2 separate regions of the Mus musculus genome follow, and region 2 is linked to region 1. A link is a loop called in an ENCODE intact Hi-C map of the cell type or tissue named here. Cell type or tissue: heart. All regions are shown on one strand. Links, peaks and the distances in the headings refer to the core of each region. The heading gives the core; the rest is flanking DNA.

Region 1 (11,949 bases), core at 1,333-9,332:
ATCCAATGGAAGGAAAATATAGGTTTTCTTCATACCCCACTGTCTGCCACTTCTACTCCACAGAGTTTCCTAGAAGTGTGAATGGTGTTTCTTCCCTGCATGGCTGGCCAGTACAGACAGAGCCTGTGATGGCCAAGGAGTGTGGGGAAGATAGTAGTGTGTTCACTCCTTTCCCTGCTGAGGCATACCAACCTTCTCTCCTCTTTCCTCACTTCAGAGTGACATTGGGTTTTTCTAGCAGGTCAGTAGCTGACTAGCATCAAGCTAGTTCTTTTCTCTTTCCCTTTGTGAAGGAGTTTTCACATTCAGTACAACGTTGCAGCCTTGCATGAGAGTATGGCTTCTTCACAGAACCACAGAATTTCTGAAGGGTAAAACCCAGGCCTCAGAGTTGACTTTACTCCCTGATTGAATTTGGTAAACATCTAGGGCTGTAAGCCACCAAGCCAATACAACCAAATAGGACAGCAGAGAAATATCTTCTTTTTTTTCTTTTTCTTTTCTTTTTTTTTTTTTTTTTTTTTGGTTGTTTGAGACAGGGTTTCTCTGTGTAGCCCTGGCTGTCCTGGAACTCACTCTATAGACCAGGCTGGCCTCGAACTCAGAAATCCGCCTATTCTTTATATATTTACTTTTGCATTCTAAGGCATTGGGCCGAAACCTCACTCTCTCCTGAAGAACAGTGGAGCTTGGTGTAGTCTGCCTCATAATTCCCTGGCATACTGGGAGCCCAATGAGGCAGCATCTGTAACACCTTTGACCCAATTCTGCTGCCCCAGATTGCACTGCTCCTACCTAGCCCAACCCAATGAAGGGACCTCAACCCAGTGAAGGACCTCATGCCCCCTTCATCTGCCCCAGCACCTCTTCCTGACCATCCAGGGCTTGGTATCAGTGGTAACACATAGTTGCCTTCAAGCCCGAGGCGACAGTAGTGGAAGTGAGCACAATGAGTGTCACTCAGATGTAATTGCTTCCGGGTCTCTGTTCTTCTCCGTGTTCCCCAAGTTGGGCAAGAAAAAGAAGGTGCCTTATCTTCCAATTACTTCCATCGTCAGAAGTAAGATGCTATCCACATAAAGACCTGGCTTTCCTTTAGAGAACCACTGTGGAGATTGGCACCCCTCTCTGGTGGCACACAGGATTCCCTAGGAACTTCTCTGACAGTTCCCGCCCTGAGGAATTCCACCGTGCCCAGGCCTCCTGACTAAAGTGCAGGTGCGAGGCCCGGTTTGGTCATCTGACCTGAGGTGGGGTGGGAGGGCTGATTCCTTCTGTAGTGTTCATAGGCCAGTGTGGACTGCTTAACAGATATGGGATGTAACACACAACCCTTCTTTTCCTTTGTAAATTGAAAATCAGACTGCAGCTGTTATGTGCTTAGCGAATGGAAAGATCCTTTTGGGGATTCCGTTCCTCCTCCCCCTGCTCTCTAAGAGCATCCTCACTCAAACTTACACTGATCAAAGTAAAATATTGGCAGGCCCAACATCTCACAAGAACAGCTGGTAGGAAACTGCACTGAAACCTAGAAAAAAAAACAAACTGATAAATTTCTTTTCTCAGGTGCAAGGGATCAGCAAAGAGAGAGACGGACACCATGGACACCTTTGTGGATTCTGCGTGGTACTACTTCAGATACACTGACCCTCATAATACTCAAAGGTGATGTCCCTACTGTGGAACAGCAGCACTTTGCATCTTCCATGAAGCAAAACCAAGATGGAGTTAAATATGCAAGGGAGGTGCTGGGAACGTGCCTAGGTGGGACAGAGAGGAGCTGAGCTGGCAGAGAAAACACCCACATTGTGTGTTTGTGCAACTGGCACCCAGAGACAGGATTAGGAGGAGGAGGATTCAGAGGAGCCTCCACCGTAGCAAAGCTTTCACTGCCTCAGCAAGGCTGTGGGAAGGATGCCAGTGCACATGCCCACTCAGAACCCAAGGTGGCAGATGCACCTTTGTGCTGGTGCCCTCCTTTTCTTCTCCTGGAAGTAGATGGAGACCAGGGGCTGGGCCAGAGTAACCCCTAAACACAGTGGTGGCTATTGTTGGTCAGCTGTGCACTTTATGCCAGGCTCTCAGCTTGGAAAAGCTTAAAGTGCCAGAGAAAAGGCACTTTTAATGCGAGTATATTAATTTTTAAGTTAGATTACTCAGCCCAGTAAATTCCATCTATAATACAAATTGAAAACACAGCTAAAGGAAGATGTGAACACCCTAACTATGGAACGGTAGGGACAGTAGGGGTGCCTTATGTGTACTGAAGAGAGGCAGGACGGTGTTGGGGAGAGCTAAGAAGTGTAGACTCATACCACACATAGTCAATAAATCTCCTAAAGTGCAAATCAGTAATGAATATAAACATTTTTAAATAGTTGAAGTAAGAGTGGAAGCCAAGAGTGCTGGTACATGTGTATAGTCCCAGCATTCTAGAGGCAAGAACTGGAAAATCAAGAGATCAAGGCCAGCCTGGGCTATACAAGACCCCATGTCAAAGAGAGGAGTGGGGGAGGGGGAGAGAGAAGAAGAGGAAGGATGGAGAGGAATAGAATTAAAAGTGAGTAGGTAACCAGGTGTGATAATGTCTTTACTCCCCTCACCCAGGAGACAGAAGCAGGTGGATATCTGTGAGTTCAAGGTCCGTCTGCTTAAATATTGAGTTCCAAGCATCTGGGTGCTACACAGTGAGGCCCTGACTTTAAAAGAACAAAAGTGGCTAAGGTTCAGGCCTGGGGTGCAGGGAGAACTGAGGCTAAGACCACTGGTTTGATAAACTTTCAAGTGCTGTTTGACTTTTCTGTCTGTTTCTTGGACAAGATAGAAACCGAAAAGAGAGCAGTAGGAACCAGGAACACAGACTGCTTTCAGACCTTAGCAGGTTGCTCTTGAGCATGGTAGAAATACCCTGGAGCTGTGTTATCCACATATGAAGGGCTTCCATTCTGGGCACTGGAGACTGAGGCAGGAGGCAGGAGGCTCAAAGGATCTTTGTCAAAAATAAGCAAAGGAAGCACTCTCCTATTCTGGATTTAGCACAGTAGCGTATTTCTGGTTAGACAGATGCTCAAGCCATGTTCTGAGCAGCAGAGTTGTGGTTCCATAATTTGTGTTCATTTCAGAAATTAGTGAGAGCCTGAGTAAACAGAAAGATGCAAGGAGACTGGGAACCTGAGAGCAGCTCCACGTGAGCCATAGAGGAGTGTGAGGGAGGGTTCCCTTCTCAGGCTGCGTCCCAGCTGTCCTGAGCCCTACATAGCCCTTCTGTGAACAGCACAGCTTCACACATCACCTGCCATGCTGCCCCCGGATCCAGCATTGTCTTGAATCTTCCAGAGCGGTGGCCTAGGTAGAACATAAATTGAATAGTTAACATCATTTATCCCGAATTTGTTTGTGAGCTAAATACCACCCTCAACTTTGGCTTTACTGTTGCCCAGAGCAGCAGTTGAATTCATTTATTTACTTACTTTTTTTTTTTTTTTTTTTCAATTTGAGACAGGGCCTCACTGTGTAGTCATGATTGTCCTGGAACTTGCTATGTAGACCAGGCTGGCACTAAACTCACAGAGATCAGCCTGTCTCCGCTTTCCAGGTTTGGGGATTAAAGGTCTATGCTATAATGCCAAGCAGCAGTTGGATTTCTTTAAGAAACTATTTTTTTTCATAAAGAAAAAGGAAAGGTAGTTGGAAATTTATTTGCTCATTTAGTTGGTTAATTTGGGAGACTTGTTCTGCCTTTTTTTTTTTTGAGAGTGCTAGCACAGTTGTAACTGCAAAGAGGCCTATGCTAAGAGCTACACTGCTTGGCTAGGCTTCCTGGCCTACCACCAGCAGTTTCCGTTTGTGTTTCAGAACCGGCTGGTCAAGAGCAGGCTACAGGAAAATACTTTGTGGCATTGGGGAGAAAAGTCTGAAATTTTAAAGCCAGGGAGCACAGATCCTCCAAAGCGAGTTCCTCAGTTAACTTCTGAATGGAGGTTGCCTTGGGAACAGGGAGGCCTACTCCCCAGCCACAGTGGCTCTTTCTCAAGGCAGCAGCCAACAGATAGATGACCTGGCGAGTCCTTCCCCTCTGTACATTAGGGGACAGGAGTAGGAGGAAGTCTGATCTTTGATATCCATGTTGGTCACAAGCATCCAGAAAATGAGGGAGTTACTGGGATGTCTTATAACAGGCCCTAGATAAGTTTCACTCCTTCAGTAAGCCATATTTGTACTCTTGCTGGCTATTTCAAAGCACTTTAAAAATAAGATTGATTTCTGTTTTAAAATGAACATTTAATAGCATGCTAGTTTCTATTATAAATGCTACTATTGCCCTCTATTGGTGAAAATTTTAAAAATCTCAATAGTCATACTAAAAATTAAAACTAGCCATTCAAATAAACATCCTACAGAGATGCTTTGTTGCTGGTATTTTTTTCTCTTGCTCTTGTTTTATTTAAAAAAATTTTTTTTTGTCGTTTTTCTTTTTCTTTTTTAGAGACAGAGTTTTTCAGTGTAGCCCTGGCTGTCCTGGGTCTTGCTCTGTAAGCCAGTTTGGTCTTGAACTCAGAGATCTGCCTGCTCTGCCTCTCAAGTGCTGGGATTAAAGGTGTGGGCCACTACTGCCTGGCTCAAAAATTACCTTTTTTTTACATTTGTTTAGTGTGTGTGTGTGTGCACACACGCGCGTGTGTGCACATGTGCCGTGAGCCATGCAGAGGTCAGAGGATGGCTTGTGGTCCAGTCAATGCTTCTCCTTTTCTCACTTATTATGTACATTTTTCTTTTGTTTAAAAAAAAAGTCATATTTTCTGGCACTAGTATTTTCAAGGGATGAGCACACATAGCTTTAATTTATATAGTTGTGGCAAAGAAGACATTAAAATGCCTGCTTATCTCTCTCGCAGTCCTTTTGGCTCGGCACTGGCAGACTTCTGGATGCCCGTGGATCTGTACATCGGAGGAAAGGAACATGCTGTCATGCACTTGTTCTATGCACGATTCCTCAGTCATTTTTGCCACGACCAAAAGATGGTGAAGCACAGGTGAGCATTCGTTGTACTTTACAAAACAGTTCTGTTCACAAGCAGTAACTGGAAACAGGTATCCGTTGGGAATCAAGATAATTTGTGTATACAAAATAAAATCTGTTTTTCATATATGCTTTAGAGGCCATTGTAGGTCTTTACAATTTGAGGTCCATTTACACAAACCTCTTAATCATTTGGTGTGAAATCCGGCTTTCAGTGCATCTGTCTGTTAAGTAATTTGAGGTTTTTACTTGTAAAGGAAAGAGGAGCACTGTGATGTTATATGATTCCTGAAGCATCTCACATGCTTGTCACTCTGGGTAAACTGTACCTCTAAGCTTGGCAGAACCGTCTCTAGTACATCACTCTAACACTTGTGTATCAGAGCAGAAGATGGCATTGCAAATCCATTGAAAGTTTTTCTCCTGCTGGCTTATAATGTGTTCCTCATAACATTCAAAAGATGTAAGAAAGGGTGGTATACTTTTGTAATCCTAGCACTCAATCGGCCAACACAGAAGGACGGTTGCAAACTTGAGGCAGGTCTTGGCTGCATAGTGAGCTTTAGGCCATATGGAGAGACTATCTCAGGGCCCCAGCATTTATAGACCCTCTGAAAGATCCCAGCTCTTGGGAGGCAGAGGCAGGTAGATTTCTGAGTTTGAGACCAGCCTGGTCTACAGAGTGAGTTCCCGTACAGCCAGGGCTACACAGAGAAACCCTGTCTCGAAAAACCAACCAACCAAACAAACAAACAAACAAACAAACAATCCCCAGAATTCCAAATGTCACAGAGTCATAAAAACTATCTGCAAGCCGGGCGTGGTGGCGCATGCCTTTAATCCCAGCACTCGGGAGGCAGAGGCAGGCGGATTTCTGAGTTTGAGGCCAGCCTGGGCTATAAAGTGAGTACCAGGACAGCCAGGGATCTAAACAGAGAAACCCTGTCTCGAAAAAACAAAATAACAACAACAAAAAACCAACAACAACAACAACAAAAACTATCTGCAGCTAACACAAATCACATCCCTGCCAGAGCATGAGGCAAATCCTAGTCAGATTCTGGGAAACAGCCCCAGATCCCCACACCTGGGATTAAAACAAAAACATTCTTATAATACCTTATATAATATTGCTGTGTGTTTTAAAAATAAACCAAAATTAATCACTAAATTATCACTATAAGACCCTGTCTCTAAGAACCAAAAGATAAAAAGTAAATGAACATTCATGCTCCCCACCTCAGTATGGGGAATAGAACAATATATTACTCATAGCTTGGTGCTCACAGGGTGCCCCTTGCCAGTCATATCACCCCTCTCCCTCCATCCTTCCCCAAGAGAATTCCCATAGTAAATTTTAACTACTAATCTCTTTAAAAATGTATTGCTTCTGACTCCACTGCATTTATTATTATAGTGTGTGTGTATGATTGCGGGCTAGTGTGTCACAGCATACATGTGGAGGTCAGAGGACAAGTTTGTAGAATCAGTTTCCTTTTTCACCTTTAGGTTTTGGGGACCAAACTCAGTTCATGAGAATTGTATGGGAAACATCCAATTCTATTTCTCTTCCCTGCATTGATCCTTCTGTGATTAGGATCGTATAGCACATATTCTATTTGAGATTCACCCTGGTACCTCCTTCTTTTTCATTGCTGAGCGGCATCCCAGTGTGTGGACTGGAGTTTTCATTGCAGAACTTGGAGTATATAGCCACAGCAGCAAAGGGGCTCTTCACCTTTGAAGATTTTTCCATGCTAGTGTTTTTCATTGTATGCATTGCCAATATTTCCTTATTCTTGGCTTACATGTATTGCATCTTTTGATGAGCAGAAATCATTAGTCTAATATAGTAAAACTTAATACTGAGGCTGACGACGGGGTTCTGTAGTAGAGTACATGCCTAGTGTATACTAGACCCTGGATCCAATCCCCAACACCATGCACACGCACACGCTCACACACACACATTAACCTTCTCCTCTGTGGCTATTGCTCTTCATGCCTTTGCTCCATCACTGAACAGCTCAGCCTTCTCCCCACTGTTCTGTGGTGTCCTCACCATGAATTGATGTGTTGCATCCATAGGGCCTGCTGGTGGGCTCTCTGCTCCACACGCTTGCTCTCTGTACTGCTGGTTTGATATGCACAGCCTTTGTTACTTTAATACACAAGTCTTGGTGTCCTTTGTCCTTTGAGGGAAGTCCTCCTCTTCTTTTTCCTTTTTCTCCCAGAGATTCTTTCTCTGGTCACCCCTTTGTTTTCTTTGTCAGTTCTGGGCATGTTTCTTTGGTATTGCCCTGGAACCACATTGGCCACTGCCCTTCCTCATCCCTCTTCTCATGTCTCATCTTAACATCTCAGATAATCTTTTTGTCTGAAATATATCCTTCAGTATATCTTTTTGTTTTCTTTATTGATGATCCATGTGTTTGTTCTTTTCTCTAAAAGTAAATTTATTTCAGCGTCATATTTTCAAACATCTTTTTATTTGTCTGTTTGTTGAGTTAGGGTTTCTCTGTGTAGCTGTCCTGGCTGTCCTGGAACTTGAACTCACAGAGAGAGATCTGTCTGCCTCTGCTTCCTGAGTGTTGGGATTAAAGGTGTGGGCCACACTTCCAGGCCATCTGTTTATTTCCTATCATACTGAGTATTAAACTCAGAGCCTCATGTACTCTAAACAGTTGAACTACAATGCACTCTGTTCTCAGCCCAAACATCATCTATAGAAGGCTCCTCCTTAGCACAGGGCTCTGAGCTAGCACTTCCCCTCAGCCACAGCTCGTTGTCCTTGTTGCAGTGGTGCATGCCTATAAACCCAGAACACTGGAAGCAGAAGCAGGTGGATCTCTGTATGTTTGAGGCCAGCCTGGTCTATATAGTGAGCTCCAGCCCTGCCAGGGGTACTTGGTGAGATGGAGGTCTGGGTTCTGAGCGCACATGGTTTCCTCTGAGTGACAGCTCTTTGCTGTCCACACGCCCTCATTGTCTCTGGCATTTTGAAGTCCACATGCTTTCTGTAAGTGTGGAGGTGTTTATTCTGCTTTGGATTAATTTTTTTAAGATTTATTTATTTATGTATATGAGTACTCTGTCTCCATGCACAAAAGAAGAGGGCATCAGATCCCATTAGCAATGGTTGTGAGCCACCATGTGGTTGCTGGGACTTGAACTCAGGATCTCTGGAAGAGCAGCCAGTGCTCTTAACTGCTGAGCCCTCTCTCCAACCCCAGATACAGGGCTTCTTAACTGTCCCTTCCTCATCCCACTCTCCAATTTTCTTCTTTTGAAACTTTGATTAACTGTATTTAGACCATTCAGCTTATTAGGCATCTCTCATTTAACCTTTCACATCTTCTGTTTACTTCTCTCTCTCTCTCTCTCTCTCTCTCTCTCTCTCTCTCTCTCTCTCTCTCTCTCTCTCTGTGTGTGTGTGTGTGTGTGTATGTGTGATCGTGCCTTTGTGAGTATATTTGCATCACATCTGTGGAGGAGTCCACCCATTTCAGATCATCTGGAATGAGGCACAGGAAGTTGTGAGCTGTCATGTAGGTGCTGGTAGCCAAGTCCAAGTCCTAGAGCAGTAAGCTCTCTTAAGTACTGAGCCATCTCTCTAGCACCCCCCTTTCTTTTTAGTATAAATGTATTTCAAGCCTATCTATTTCCTAAAGTTTATTGAATAACTTATTTATGTGTGACAGCTAACCCTGTGTCTCAGCTCAGTATGATCTAACGTGTTACTGTTTTTGCTGCTCGTAACCATGGCTCATTGTTTTTTAGGAGACGATGATTGTCAGCCGAGCTTATATGTCATGTTTGCTTGTTTATGGGACAGGCAGTTTGTGTTAGTTTCCCTCTGTTGCTGGAGAGAGCACCAATCCACAAGCACCTCAGATTCTCCAGCTGAGGTTGTGTGACCAGACAAGCAGCATGGCTCCAGTCCTAGAACTGTAACAGGATCAGCTTATGTGTGTAGATTTTCGGGAAAGTTTCTTATTTCGCCATGGTCAATGAATGTAAGTTTAATGGCTTTTCTGTGCTAACCAACTGTGAGCAGCTTCCTAATGCCTACGTGGCTTCAGTGGCTCCTGCTGTACTGGAGGGTTTGGTCTCCAGCTGTCCTATCTAGTCTTCGCCATCCCGTCTCCGCTCAGGAGTCCCTAGATCACTTAGAGAACTGGCTAAATAAACTGTGCTTTCTGAGTGTCTGGGATTTTTGTTGTTTCTTTATTCTGCTTTGGTTTTGCCAGCTCAATGACACATTTTAAGCAGTGTATTTTATACCATGTGTTGCCTTTTTAGTTATTTTTCTGTTAGGACAATAAATTACAGTCTCCTGTATGCATAATGTTAGCAGAATGACCCCAGGTCATCCTGTTAAATACCTAAGTACTTACTAGCTCTACAGGAAGTGCACAGCTCCCTTCCAGCTTCCCACCTTCCCTCTGTAATCTGGGCTTTTGTTTCTTTTCATATTCCAGAACAACATAGTATTTTTCTTATCCTCCCCCTATGAATATGTCTTGATGGTAACCTAGAACTGATACTTTTGTCTTTGTCTCCTAAGTCTTGGGGTTATGGGCAAGTAACTGTGCCCAGCCTGACTGCTCACTTGTGGATGTTACATATGTAACTGTGCCCAACCTGACTGCTCACTTGTGGATGTTACATATGTAACTGTGCCCAGCCTGACTGCTCACTTGTGGATGTTACATATGCTACCCAGTGTCTTTGATTTTTTTTTAAGATTATTTATTTAATTTATGTATGTGAATCCATTGTTGCTCTCTTCAGACACACGAGAAGAGGGCATCAGATCCCATTACAGATGGTTGTGAGCCACCATGTGGTTGCTGGAAATTGAACTCAGGACCTCTAGAAGAGCAGTCATTGCTCTCAACCCTGGAGCCATCTCTCTAGCCCGAGAAACAGTTTTTCTCTTAGGCATCTTCTTTGGAGAAACATTTGTTGTCCATTTGTGAGTTATCTGGGTCACTGGCTTTTAATTCTTGAGTTTTTAGTTATTTTGTAGTATGGAACACTTCTGGGTATACGACATATTTACATGGAACAAGAAAAAAATGTGTTAAGCTTGCATAAAAATGCATCACTGAAAAGCCCACTTCAGCGGGTGGGGGTGGGGTGGGGTGGTGGGGTGGGGAGGTGTTGCCTCAGGAAAGGCATCTTCCTGGAGCTCTCCTCTATTACCTGCAGACAGCTCAGGAGGCTAAAGTCTCTTCTCTCCAGCAATCAGTATTGCCGAGATAACCTTGGGGAGGGACCTGCTGAATTATTTAAGTTTCAGAAACTTTTTAAGACTTGTGAGTTATTTATTTCCTGAGCCCCATTAAGTTTCATTTACTTCCCGAGTCTTAGGAGTCTCCCGCCAGGACAGAATGTTTTAATTTGGAGGAAATTACCATGCAGTACCACTATTCTAACCATTATTTGAGAATGTTATTTATATATATTTAAAAGACCTATCTTGCCATCTTCTAATTAAAGGAAAACACTTTCTAGTATATAATTCATATATAAACGGATGGCCATTTCTATACTAAAATCTAAAATTGCAAAGCATGCTGTCGTGGGCTGGAGAGATGAGATGGCTCAGCAGTTCTGAGCAATGGCTGTTCTTCTAGAGGACCCAGTTTGATTCTGTGGACACACATGGTGACTAACACCTGTAACTGCAGTTCCAGGAAATCCAGTGCCCCCTTCTGGCCTCTGTGCACACTGCACACATGGAGTGCACAGATACTCATGTAGGCAAAATATTCATACACATCAAATAAAATTTTAAGAATTACTTATTATTAATCACATAATATTTTAAATTAGTATATTTAGTATTTGTTAATGATCAACTTATGAATTGCTTATGGGATACCGTTACAAGAAAATAAACATAGCATAGAACTGCAGAAACAATACTTAAATGATATAATTGATAGAAAAGTGAAATAAACTTGGTATGTAAAAGGCATTGACAGGGCTGAAGAAAGGAAATGCGTATGCAGATATGTGTGCTGTTGATTGAAGTAGCTAAAGAAAGCAGTATTACTGGCAAATGCTAACAAATAACTGTGGTGGTTTGAATAGAGTCTTTGATTTTTTTTGACTTTGTGGAAATTTTGATGGTTTTCTCCATCAAAACATACATATTTCCCATTTTTTATTTCTGCATAGTGTGTCATAATTGATTAAATCATTTACTTATTTTTGTAATATATTATTATTTTTTAAAAGAGTGATGTTTTATTTCTCAGCAAGAAAGGGAAGTATATCTTAAGAGTCAGTCCTAACATTGAAATCTTGGGTCAACATAGATAGATAGGTTGATTGATAGAGATATATATTTCCCTACCTTGGGACAGAAGCAGGCAAATCTCTTGAGTTCTAGGCCTTCGAGAGCTGCATAGTGAGAAGGTATTAGTTTATGTGTGTGTGCACGAGGGTGGGCCTGTGCTTGTCTGTTTTCTTTGGGGTTCAGAAGACAACTTGCAGTGTCAGTTCTCTCCTCCCACCATGTAGGTCCCGGGGATTGAACTGAGGTCCTCGAGCATCTTCAGGCACTTAGTCATCTTGCCTGCCCTATTTTAAATGGTTTGATAGATAAGAATGTTTGACTTTTGTACATGCCTGGAATCCCACTACTCAGAGGGCAAAGGTAGTAGGATTGGCCCTGTCTCAACCTAAAACTACGTCTATAACCTTCAGATTCTCCATAAAGCAGACAGAGATTTAGCTTCGTTAGAATGAGGGTGCTGGAGGCTCCACCCTTATCCACTCTGCCAGCTCTGGTTAGAACTCTACTGTATGAAAACCATGCTGGGTGCAACTGAGTCCTGAAACTGGCCTTCTGCTTCTTACCCCCAGAGACTTTGATGTATGAGAACAACATTTCTGCATCAGAACACTAAAAATTG
Region 2 (11,949 bases), core at 2,567-10,566, 710 kb before region 1:
CTGGGCTTCTAAAGAGCATGAATGTTCTTCATGCCACCAGGGAACAGCAGTCTTTCCCAAGGCAATGCTGGGAAGAGAATGAAGCCAAACCCTCAAGCTTCCCCCTCGCATCCTCCCAGCTACCCCACACTCAGATGGCCTACGTGTCCACAGAGTCTCTTCCCTGTGACAGTGCCGAGCTCCTATAGACTGCTGCAGACAGAGCCTCCCCACTGTGTTTTGTGGGTCCCATAGGCTCATATGTTTGAATGCTTGGTCCCCAGTTGGTGGATCAACATAACAAGAGCCAACGATTGTGTGTAGATGCACATATGTGCGCGCATTGAAGTATGCTTTGCTGAGTTTTCATTTCCAGTATTTCTGAGTTTTCACTCCTAGTCTCGATTACTCTGCTGAATTTCTTAGCCACATTGCTGGCTTTCTTATTCAGGTTTCATGTCGACTTCTCGCCTGCTTATTTATTTGAATAAAGTAACACTTTTTTGGGATTTCGGCATCTCACTGAGAAGCCATGTGCTTTGGATGAGTCGCACTGCCTGCATTTTCATATTTCTTGTGTTTGTGTATTGCAGTTATGCATTGTTTGGAGATGGATCTGTGTTTCAGGGGTCTCCTCACTCTCTTCCCTGCTGTTTACTTTATGAGGTCCTTTGGGAGGCTTCCCTTGGGTTTATGATCCTTACTACCACTTAGAAGGGAGGAAATGGCTGCAGTATTAAAAACTACAATTTGGGAACAATCAAGGTATTAAAGTGTAATAAGCAGGCAGCCAACAGCATTAACTACAACCTCAATAAGGTCAGAAAGAAAGAGCCAAGATACTAAACAGGATAGGCTATGACTCTAAAAGTTAATAAAGGTTGTAATTATTAAGCTGTAAAATAAGAAGTCAAGTGTGGCCATTCATGCTTCTCATCACAGCACTTGAGAGGTTGATCAGGGGTTATAAAGCAAGGTATGCCATTCACACCTATGATCCCAACACTTGGGAGGGTGAAGACGGCCAGCTTGGGTGATATAGCAAAATGCAGCAGCCAGCTGAGCTACACACATAGGGACACTCTCAAACCAAACAAAAGAGAAATGAGCAAGATAACAAATAACTAAAGATTTTAAGCCCACTCCTTGGTAGACAAATCTCTAGGAATCTTGACTTTAGTATTCCTATGGGGTAAAGAAGTCAGAAATAAATATAAGTCTTTGGAGAAGGCTCGGTGAGTAAAAGTACTTGCTGTGCAAGCATGAGGACCTAAGTTCAAGTCCCAGGCCCACACAAAAGCTTGATACATACAGTACTTATCATCTCAGTGTGCTCCTAGTGTGAGAGACAATTCCCAGAAGCTCATAGGCCAGCTAGCCTGACCTATATAGAACAACAAAAGAGAATCTGTCTCAAGCAAAAAATGAAGACTCACACCCAAGACCGTCCTCAGCCCATAATCAAGCAGTGGGTACCTGCATGTTCACATGTGGATATATACATACGTGTGTGTGTGTGTGTGTGTGTGTGTGTATTATGTATGTAGATGTATACATACACACACACATTTAAAGAAAGAAAAAATTGTTTAAAGCAATGGATGAAAAATTGGTTTCTCTTGTATGTGTGACAATGGTCCACTAACATCTCATTTTGAGAACTGCAGTAAACTATTCATTTGCAAATGTATGTATGTTGATGACATTGTTTCAGAAAAACACTATTTTCAGAAGGATGCAAGAAGGGGAAAAGAGAGATTCTGGATGGTTCCAACCTGTGTGAGTATTAACTGAGAAGATATTTCAGCCAAACGTGCAAATATTAAAGAAAACATGTCCATCAGATTCCTAGAAGAAAGAAGACGCTAAGCTCTGGGATCCGTCTCGTTCCAGCTGTTATGACTAGCCTCAGAAAAAGTGTGTAATTAACCCACTGTAAAGGAGAAGATGGGAAGGCTGGCAGCAGTACTTCCACATTACAGAAAGCCAGGTGCAGTTAGAAACCATACTTCTCGGCCACAGAGACCTGACGTCTCTGCGTTTGCAGAAGGCAATGGAGACAAGGTTGCTGCAGCCCACAGAGATGACATTTGTGCCAGCTGGCTCAAGAGGTCTGGCTGAACACTCCAAGCAAATTCTCCATGCAGAAATTTGCACTGGTTTCATAATGGTTAGGTAGGTATCTTGGTTAGTTTTTTTTTTTTTTTTTTTTTTTGTCAACTTGACACCAGCTAGAGTCCCCAAAATGCAAATTTGTAGGACATTTTCTTAATTAAAGATTGATGTGGGAGAGCCCAGCCCACGGGGAACAGAGCTACCCCTGGGCAGATGGTACCTGGTGACAGCCATAAGAAGCAAGCTAGTCTTCCTCCGTGGTTTCTGCTCAATTCCTGCCTTTGGCTTCCTGCCCTGACTTCACCTCATGATGAACTGGAAGCTGGAAGCCAAATAAACTCGGCCCCCGCCACCACCACCCCAAGTTGCTTTTCCGTCCCTTATCAAAGCAAGATAAAGCAAACTAAGGCAGTAGGTGACTCCAGCTCAATAAAGACCTAGTTCTCTGAAGCAAAGGGCTGTGCTGTCACCTCCTCATGACCCATCAGCTCAAACTTCAGCGGGTTACTAACCTGCACGTGGAGCTGCTAGGATTTTAAATCAACGGTTGTTTGGGAAGGTCAAAGCAGAACCAGAGTCAGCAGTCAATGTTTAAACGCAAAATGCTGCTGTTTGCTTCGTCTAGTTGGTGCGTTAACGATGAAAATACTCCGTCAGCACCAGGTAGATTCACCGAAAATCAATTTTGCAAACCTTCTTTACCTCACTGCCATAACTTCTTGCCTGTGTTCTGCCTCTTACTCCGGTCAAGCCCATTGTGGTAAGAAATTGCTGCTTTGCTTGTCAAGAGGTCGTGCTTGCAACGATATTCCAACAGCTTCAATTTACGGAAGGTTTCTGTATTTTTCAAAACATCTAAGTCTCATTTTTATGGCTGTGAGGGTAACTTATTCGCATCAACCCATCGTGCAAAGCGACTTGGTGAATTTTGAAAGTCTTGAGTTTGAGTAACAGGTAAGAGGCGGGCAGTTCACCTGGTCACATGACCTATATGCTCGCCTGGTCACATGACCACTGTGCTCGCCCACTGGACTCAGGTTACTTTTAAGTTTTAAAGGAAAAGGTAACATGGAAATTATGCATTAACGCACACAGCACTGAGTGTCACCAGCCACTAAGTCACAGGAGAACCACAGCCATGGTTCTTCCCTCTACCCTCCGAGAGGCTCCCCCACACCCCGCCCCACCCCCTCTTAGCTCCGCCCCTTTTCCCTGTCCAATCGCAGACCTTCTCTACGCTAATGTAGTTGAGCAGGGAAAATTCTGCAACAAACTACTATAGCGATGGCCTTCCCCTTTCAGGGACCCTTGGGGCGTCTACAACAACCCCTAGAGCGATAACTAAAACCAGGTACTGGGAGTTTTAAACAACAACTCTATGGCTTTTGGTCGCATCTGTTTTTCCCCTTGCAAGATACCCTTTTTGACTCTTTGTGAACTTTGTGCCTTAGACTTACTCTTTAAGGTGCCCTCACATGTCTCTCCAGTGGTCTTAGGGTTCCTATTCCTGCACAAAAACATCATGACCAAAAGTAAGTTGGGAAGGAAAGGATTTATTCAGCTCACATTTCCACACTGCTGTTCATCACCAAAGGAAGTAAGGATAGGAACTCACATAGATAGGAACTTGGAGGCAGGAGTGAATGAAGAAGCCATGGAGGAATGCTGCTTACTGGCTTGCTTCCCCTGGCTTGCTCAGCAAGCCTTCTTATAGAACCCAGGACTATCACCCACAATGGGCCCTTCCACCTTAAACACTAACTGGGAAAATGCCTTACAGCTGGATCTCATGGGGGCATTTCCTCAAGGGAAGCTCCCTTCTTTGTGACAACTCCAACTTGTGTCAGGTTGACACACAAAACCAGACAGTCCACCAATCTACCCATCACTGAGGATAGCACCATGTTATCTAGATAACAACCTTTTCTCAGAGGATGTGCAGGACAACCCACCAACCTGAATCACAATCTCATAACAAATAGTGGGATCACAAAGATAACCTTGGTGAAGCACTCTGAAAACCCGTGTCATCTGTTCTGAGCAGCCTCAGGTGGCCCCAGAGTTTCACAGCTAAAAGATACGAAAGTGGAACACAAGCAACAGCTAACACAGCACGAAAGGCCCCATCCACTTGTGCCATTTGCTTCCTCCACAGATCAAGGCTGGGTACCAAAGAGTGCGTGAGGAGCTCCTCCATGAAGACTCCCTCCACTTCCACCCTGATTGACACAGTGAACTTGGCTTAATGTGATGAACCCTACCACCTAGATCTAAGGGAGAAAGTGGCCTGCTCGCCCCTGCCGCATCTGCTGGCTTCCTGGGTCAGAGAGACCCTGGGTTGGCACACTGGCTTCCCATTTATCATACCTAACTGTTAGGTGAGTTTCTAGCTGGGTAAACCATCACCACCTCTAGCATAACCTTTCATAAGGAAAATGAACCCCCTTAGTCTGGGGATAATTACCCACCCTGGGACAGACTTGATCAACTTCACCTGCACTGTTCTATGTCTTCTGTGAACTCCCCCTCTGGCTTTAAAGCCATCCAGAAGCCTCTTAGTTTGGGTTTCTTTTCTCAGGTGCTGATGGCCACCGGCCCATGAGGGAGGAAGGAGCAGAAGCCTCCAGCAGGGTTCCGTTGTCTGTGAGTATGAAGGAAGGACTTGAGAGACAGCTGCAGTGAGGCAGCTCAACTTTATTGTTCCAGAGGTAGGGTGTATAAGGGCTGGGGGCGGGGGGGGGGGGTACTGGAGGAAAGGGCTGGTTGGTTATCTCACAGCACCTAATTATCATACGGTGAGAAGCCAGACTGGGACTTGCGTGCTGAGTCATGCAGTCATGCACAAGGCCTTTCTTTACATAAGGTCAGGCATCTATGCTCAGAGACACTCTTCAAGTAAAGTCAGGTACAGAACAGGAAACCCCCGCTGAGAAAGGGAGTCCTCCACTTTGCACCGAGCTCGAGAGCTATATGAGTGTGATACCAGGAGTCCCCAACATCTTAGCACACAATCAATTCTTTCCATTTCTATCAATTTTCTCCTTAAGAACTCCAGCTCGACACTAATCTTGCCACACTTATCTTTGCGCAATACAGGCCTCTTCCTCTGTTTCGACTTTCTTTCTTCTCCTCTAGGTTGCACTTTTTCTTTACAGGCACTTGTTGCATGATGCTCTATAGCACGTAGGTCTGCCAAAGCCTCTTTTGGCATAGATCTTTATAAAGATCTTGCCCCCCACAAAAAGAGCTCAGCAAAGCTGCCTTGCAGTCCTTATTGAACCCATCTCTTCTTTAACTCCTCTATGAACATACTTCTATTTGGCCCAGTGAATTGGAATTCGAACACAGCTTTTCTAATTCCCAGTCCCCTCAGCCCCCGGCCCCTGGCCCTTGATCTTTATGAGAACCTCAGATGAGGATTAAAGTGTCTCTAATGTCTGCTGAGCCAGTCCATCACACTGTCTCAGGTTAGACAGCCCTTGCCTTAAGGAGGAATGGATGCTACATTACTCTGGTTTTCTGCCTCCACAGCAGTCAAACTGACCCCATCAGCTCCTGTGTCCCAGAACCTCACAAGCTACACAGTGGCAGGTTGTTTCATTTATTGTTTAAAAGACTTCTCCGGTTCCAGCAGGTCACGTGCTGAATGTTTCCTGGTCACCCCAGTTTCTTGTATAGGACCACTGTTAAGGTCCCCACTGTTAGGCTGAAACCCCCTGCTCACTGCTGCACAAGCTGGGAAACCTCATCTGCCCTCCTTGCCCCAACCCACCCTGCGCTGAAAAACTCCAAACAAAGGAACTCCCAGTTCTCTTCTTGGCAGCTGTTGAAACATCCTGCCCCTGCTGCCAGCCACCCAAGCCCTGCCTAAGTGCTCAGCTCTTGACCATATGTGGGCACAAATCCAGCTTGTGGCTGATGCCATCACCCCTCACCTAAGGTCTATAAAACCTCTGCCCTAGCCAGGCTGTGTGACTTCCACAGCTCAGTTCTTCCAGACTGATGAACTCGCTCCTAATAAACCTACCATTATCTGCTTTTAGCCTGGTCTTATCTAGCCTGTATCTGAGTCACCCCGGGAGAAAAAAAGCCCATTATCTTGGTGACAAAACCAGGAGGATTTAAGCCCTAGCCCAGTAGTCTGGGCCCCTGTTGTGTGGTGCCCACTCCTCTCCCTCTCTCTCCCTCCATCAGATTTTCAACTTAGGGTAAGTCACCTTTTCCAGCCTAAGAGGTATTGGGTGCCTCTTTCAGATCCAGAACCCCTGGGATTACCTGCCAAGCAGCAGCCGATCCAGAGCAAATTCATCCATTCTGGAACAAAGACAGTCTTTATTCTGGGTAGCCTTGGGATTTTGGAAATGTTCATTCCAAGGCTACCCCACCTCCCACTGTTTGACCACAAGCTGTTCTGAGGGACACCTCTTTGGTTTCCAGAACAAGCTCAGAGATGGACAACGCTGAGTCTAAATCCGATCCTCAGTCACCTCCTGGATTGCTTGCTACTAAATGTATCCAAATTTGTCTCAAACCTTTGTCCAAAATGCCAGATGTGTTCTGGCAAATGTTCTGTGGCCTGGCTTCAGTAGCTAATCTAAATGGCCACCAGAGGGCACTCTTGACTTTAACATCCTCCATGATCTTAATATTTTTCTGCCTGTTTGTGGGCCGACGGTTTGAACTCTCTTCTGTCCAGGACTTTTGGGGCCTGAGCTCTTGACCCTCTCTCTGTAACCAACCTTCTATGGCTCAGGTCCTAATAGTAAGGATGGTCACACTCACATCCCCCTTACCTCCAAGGACTCAAACTCCAAATCAGAGTCCCCTCCTCTAATGGAACCCCACCTACTCCTCCCCTTTCTTCACCACAGCATACTCACCTGTTGTTCCAATTGCAATGGCTGCTCCAAACCAAGTTGCTAATTTAACCACCCCTGAGGCATGTACAGATCTCAGTGACCATTTTTCCCTTAGGTCCATGTAGGGCTACTACTACAACAATCCCCAAAGCCTCACCTACCCTCCACTGCCATGGATCCCAAAACTTGTTCAGCTGCAACACGCCAACAGTCCCACCTCCTCGCTGACATGGCTCCAAAATGCCCCCTCATTTCCGTCCAAAATAAGCAACAATGCAATTTATGGCCTTGTGACAGCAGCTCCCTCAGCCAAGGTCCTTTGCCATTTTCCCCACTTGTTAACCCTTTCTTGTCCTGACTTAGCCTTCAGCTTAAACCTAATCATACAACACTTATTATAAACTATAGTGGGTTGGCCTAATGCTGCTTGTATTCTAATGCTAATTTGGGGCCCTCAAGATGGGTGCCCCAGAGATGAGAGTCTGCACCTAAGCCACTGAGTGACCCTGACCCCATTTAATTGTGATTGGTAAATAAAGATGCCAACAGCCAATAGCTGGGCAGAAGAGACATAGGTAAGGTTTAAGTTTTTCGGGCTTAGAGTGAGAGGATCACAAGGAGGAGGGAAGGGGCAGAAGGAGCCACATGGAATGAAGGAAGAATGAGCAGGAGGGAGAGGAGAGCTGTCATGGGCTAAGAGCCAAGAGAACATGGCCCAGAGGGCTGCTCTATTGGAGTCAAGTGCAACCCAGGTGAACTACAGTAAGGGATCAATAGGAAGGTAGACTCTAGTAGCCTGGAGGGTAGGCAGTGGCCCAGCTATGGTGCTGCTTAAGGCTATTTAAAAATATAAAAGCTTTGTGTCTTTCATCTGCTAACATAAATGATCTAAGGCAGGGTAAAAGCCTCAGGCCAGGATTTTTAATATTTTTTACTACAATAAAGTATTAAAATAATCAAAACATACAACTTAATTATCAATTACCTCATAATCATATTCACAATATGCCATATATGCTTATAGTTATGATTAATTACCAACATAAGTTTTATTTGGCCTCCTGTGTCTATGTTTTATATACATGAAATTTGGTTCTCTCTATATATGTTGTAAGGATTCATGAATCAATGGAGAATGATACCCCAGACTCAAAGAGTATGCAAAAGCAGAAAGATATATTCTACAGTAATCCAGCATGCAGGGGACTACCATTCATCAAAATGGTAACTAGGAGGTAAGCTCACAGGTTCAATTTAAAGCTGAATAGGGGAGTTCCAGGGAGCGGTAGGTGACCTCTATCATGACTGGTTGGCTTGGTCTCTAGGGCTATGGGTGTCTTTGGGATTGGGATTTGAGGAAGTCTGGGAACTTTCCAGAATCATTGCTGGGAAGACCTGGAAACACTCTGTTTTTACCTCAGGCCAGATGGCAAGACAGTTCCTGATTGACTGCCTGAAAGCTGTGGTTTTCCTAGGAACTGACTTGCCCAGCCTTGACCAGTTCTGGGAAACAGAAATTTAGGCCTAGTCTCTTGAACTGCCAATTTGGAGCCTGTCATGGAGTTAGTCTGGCTAAGTCCTCTCAATGTAACCTAGATTTAACTATACACACATTCCTTGGATCCAACTCTCATTTACAGAAAAATATGTCTACTCAAAACACAAATTTTTAAAATAACAACCTTGTGGCTCTCCTCTACCTTAGCTGCTGACCTCGCCAGGATTAAGTGGCCACAGGGCTTGTGACTTCACCCCCTTAAAATGACCACATGTTATAAAGCAACAATCACAAAATTTCTTAGTCATAATGGACTCTGTTTATTTTTGTATCTCCTTTTAGACTAAGAAAGCAACTTACTCCAGAGACCCAGTAGAAAAGTCCTACAAGGGATGGAACAGTGAGCTACGCCCCCAGACACAAATGCTTGACACCACACCCTCAACTTCATCATTCTGTGGCCATCAGTCACATAGGCTGTCCAAGCTCTACCCCCACAGTTACCTGGAAATAGCCAGGTATGCTCCTCCCACAATTACCCTGCAACAGCAAGGTAGCCCAGCCCACTATAAAGGGGTCTGCTTGGCCCCTCCTCACTCTCTTGCTTCTCTTGTCTCTCTTGCTTTCTCTCTAGCCCTCTTGCTCCCTCTCTCCCCCTCTCTTCTCCCCGTTTGCCACGTGACCATGGCCAACCTCTACTTCCTCTCCCCGCCCCTCCCCGCCCCTCCCCTCCTTTCCCCTCCCCTCCCCTCCCCTCCCCTTCTCTCCTCTCCTCTGTTTTCTTCTCATCAGGATCCACCTGGCTGGAGCAATGGAGCAGGTTTCCCTCTAAGGAGCTGTGCATCTAATCTCCAGTTGGGAGGCCTTCCTGCGCTCTAGCCATGGGCTACAGCCAAACCAAGCCACCTGCTGAGCTAGCAGACTGAGCTAGCCAGACTCTGGACTGTTGGAGACCATACCGTGAGAAAGTAAGCCTTTCGCAGTCTCCCACCCTAATAAGCCAAATGGCCTTGTGTTAGGAGCCGGTCACCTCCTCCTCCCTATCCCTTCCTGGCACCTAGACCCTAAAAATTTGAATTATAGTCCCCTCTTCCTTATCTCTTCCTGACTCCCAAGACTTCTAAGGACCTGACTTATGTGCTGAGCCCAGCTTGACACCCCGGGCTGTTAAGGAGGAATCTACACTCCTGAGATAAGACTCAGGGTGCCTCTTGCCTGCAGTCAGAATTCAGCCTTCCTGTCCCCAGGTGCCTACTACTTTGTTCTTTGTTAATTCTCCCTCAGCCCCTCCCTATTTCTCCTCACTGTGTACTTATAACCTCACTTTTTCAGCCTAATAAACTTAGACCTTGACAGGAATCGTCCTTGATCTCTCTCTTTTTTCCCCCACCCATTTCTCTTGCAGGTTTGCGGTTCCCCTCGTACTCACAAATAACTGGGTCCTGCTGGTCGGGACACTGGACGACCCAGAAACCACCCAGCACCTCTCATGCCCCTTTTCCCTTCGGCCCTGGGACACTGGTGCCCCAACTCTTTCTCAGCTCTTCCTCTGTGTCCCAAGAGCTAGAACCTGTCATCCCTGGCTTCTGTGAGGCCCAGGGACCCCAGACTGCTCCCTCTCCACCCCCACAGACTGGGGTTCCGTGGCTTCCCATAGCCAGACGGCCACCCAGGCAGCGTGAAGAGCACGACGTGGTAGTTCCCCACATCCGCCTGCCCAGAGCCCCGGAGCTCTAGTGGGACGAGGGTCATCTCTCCCACCCACTTTATTTCCCCACGTCTGGCGCCTGACACTATGTCTTCACTAATTGTTCAACACTGAACTGCTAAAAATGCAGATAAGTAACAGTATGCTTGATAGGTATAGTATATTTAATAATAAAAATTTATAAGCTCCTAAGGTTTACTCATGTTCACATTAATATCTGTCTAGCTTCTTAGTCTTTTAAGGTTTAGCTGTTTGGATAAATACCCTTTCACCCACAGAAAGGCTATTTTTATTTCTTAACTGTACTTATTTTCAGGATCAGTAAAGTTGCCAGTCTCCTTAAGGGTGATATCTATGATTCAAAGTTTTATTTTGACACTAAAAGAACTTCAGTTCAAAGATCGTTATTTTTAAGGCTCAAACTATACAGTAATAAAGCTTGTAGAATCTTAATATAAACTATTAATTAATCAATCATTAGGGATTATTAGGACATGCAAGTTAACAGTCAGTTACTTTATAAATGATCATATTCTTTAATGTGTTCAGAACTATATTTGTACTACACTAAATACTAATGTAATTAATTACAAAAATAAGCCTTAGTTAGCCTCCTGTATAGGTTTTCAAACTTAAGCCTATGTAAAAGGAATTAAGCATTCTAGCTAGCCCATCTAAAAGACACACAATCCAGGTATTTCATTTACAAGTAGTAATCCTAGATGGGGCTGAATAGATCTATTCCAACTCACATCCCAGCCATATGTCCATTGTTACTTGCTGTTTCCCCTGGCCACGTGCTCACGGTCCTTCTCCTCTCATGGCAGTCTCCTCTTCTGTCCCCTTTCTTCTCTCTTAATTTAATATCCTTCTCTGTATTCAACTTTATTTAAACTCCTTTCTATCTTAGTGCCCAAGCGTACTCTCAAGCATAGTGTATCTGCTCAGAGGTTTCATCCTGGGTTATGTATAATGTGCTAGGGAGAGCCATTATCAGTTCACCCATGGGAGCCCCGCGTCTAAGGAGACTGGCTGCTCAGAGCAGCAGGACACCCTATTTCATGTTAGCTTTCCTGAGCTGCCATTAGTCTTCCTGGGGCAGCCCCATGTCTTACAGAGACTCTGCTGACTGCTCAAAGTACCATGATACCCTACTTTATGCTTGCTCTCTATAACTCTTTACTGCTGGAGGCATGCAGCCTGTTTCCCGAGTGGCAGCCTCTGTAACACTGACAGAGATCCTGCAGGTCTTTGTGTGTGCTCAGCTCTGGAGCAGAATGTCCCAGCTCTGGGCAGAGATGCATCAGGGCTTGGTGCATGGTTGGTGCTAGAGGCGCAGCTGTACCTTACTTAGCTCATGCTCTTCCTTGGAATTGAAAGACCTCTGAAGGGAGACCCTCACTCAAGTCTCAGGATAATAGCAGACCCCACGAACTCACAAGAGACCAAACCTGATGCAAACCACACGAGGCTTTTTTTCGGGGGGAAAGCCAGAGCTCTGGGGACAACTTGTATCCCACACAGGGGTAGAGGAGTCGACCCCGAGGGGGAAGGGGTCCCAGTTTTTATAGGCCCTCAGGGGGGAAAGGAGAAGGGAGAGTAGGGGATTTCCAGATCTAAACAATATCTATTCTCAAGAAATGGGTATGGGAGGGGTACAAGGAAAGAGTCTGGTGCAGGTGCAGCAACTCTGGATTGGCCCCGGCTGTGGTTGCTGGGGAGATTTTCTAACTCTTCCCCAGCAACCAATATCACAAACACCTGGCAGTGGACTTCAGCAGTGGGCACAC

The links. Hi-C counts contacts between places; a loop is a spot of excess contacts. Peaks named below come from ENCODE experiments on the same cell type or tissue, not always from the same donor. Only the 100,000 strongest peaks of a DNase experiment are listed, where the experiment ranks them.
Region 2: it touches region 1 in a loop (7-fold over the local background); 3 of 42 quality-filtered maps call a loop at or near these places.

Annotation. Positions count from the first base shown.
Region 1 is chr9:123,436,569-123,448,517 of GRCm38, forward strand. Lars2 (leucyl-tRNA synthetase, mitochondrial) reads left to right here. Exons shown (of 21, transcript NM_153168.3): 13 at 1,567-1,665; 14 at 4,896-5,033. Among named protein-coding and RNA genes, the nearest start is that of Gm40586, 22 kb to the right of the region's middle. In heart, for the core only: a CTCF peak has its summit at 4,342 (motif pointing left); a DNase peak (open chromatin) is centred at 3,893.
Region 2 is chr9:122,730,230-122,742,178 of GRCm38, forward strand. Gm51699 (a long non-coding RNA gene) reads left to right here and starts at 8,794. Exons shown (of 3, transcript XR_003948282.1): 1 at 8,794-8,969; 2 at 9,244-9,419; 3 at 9,857-10,314. In heart, for the core only: a CTCF peak has its summit at 6,698 (motif pointing right); no DNase peak of the experiment used is centred there; H3K4me3 peaks cover 890 bases; H3K27me3 peaks cover 547 bases.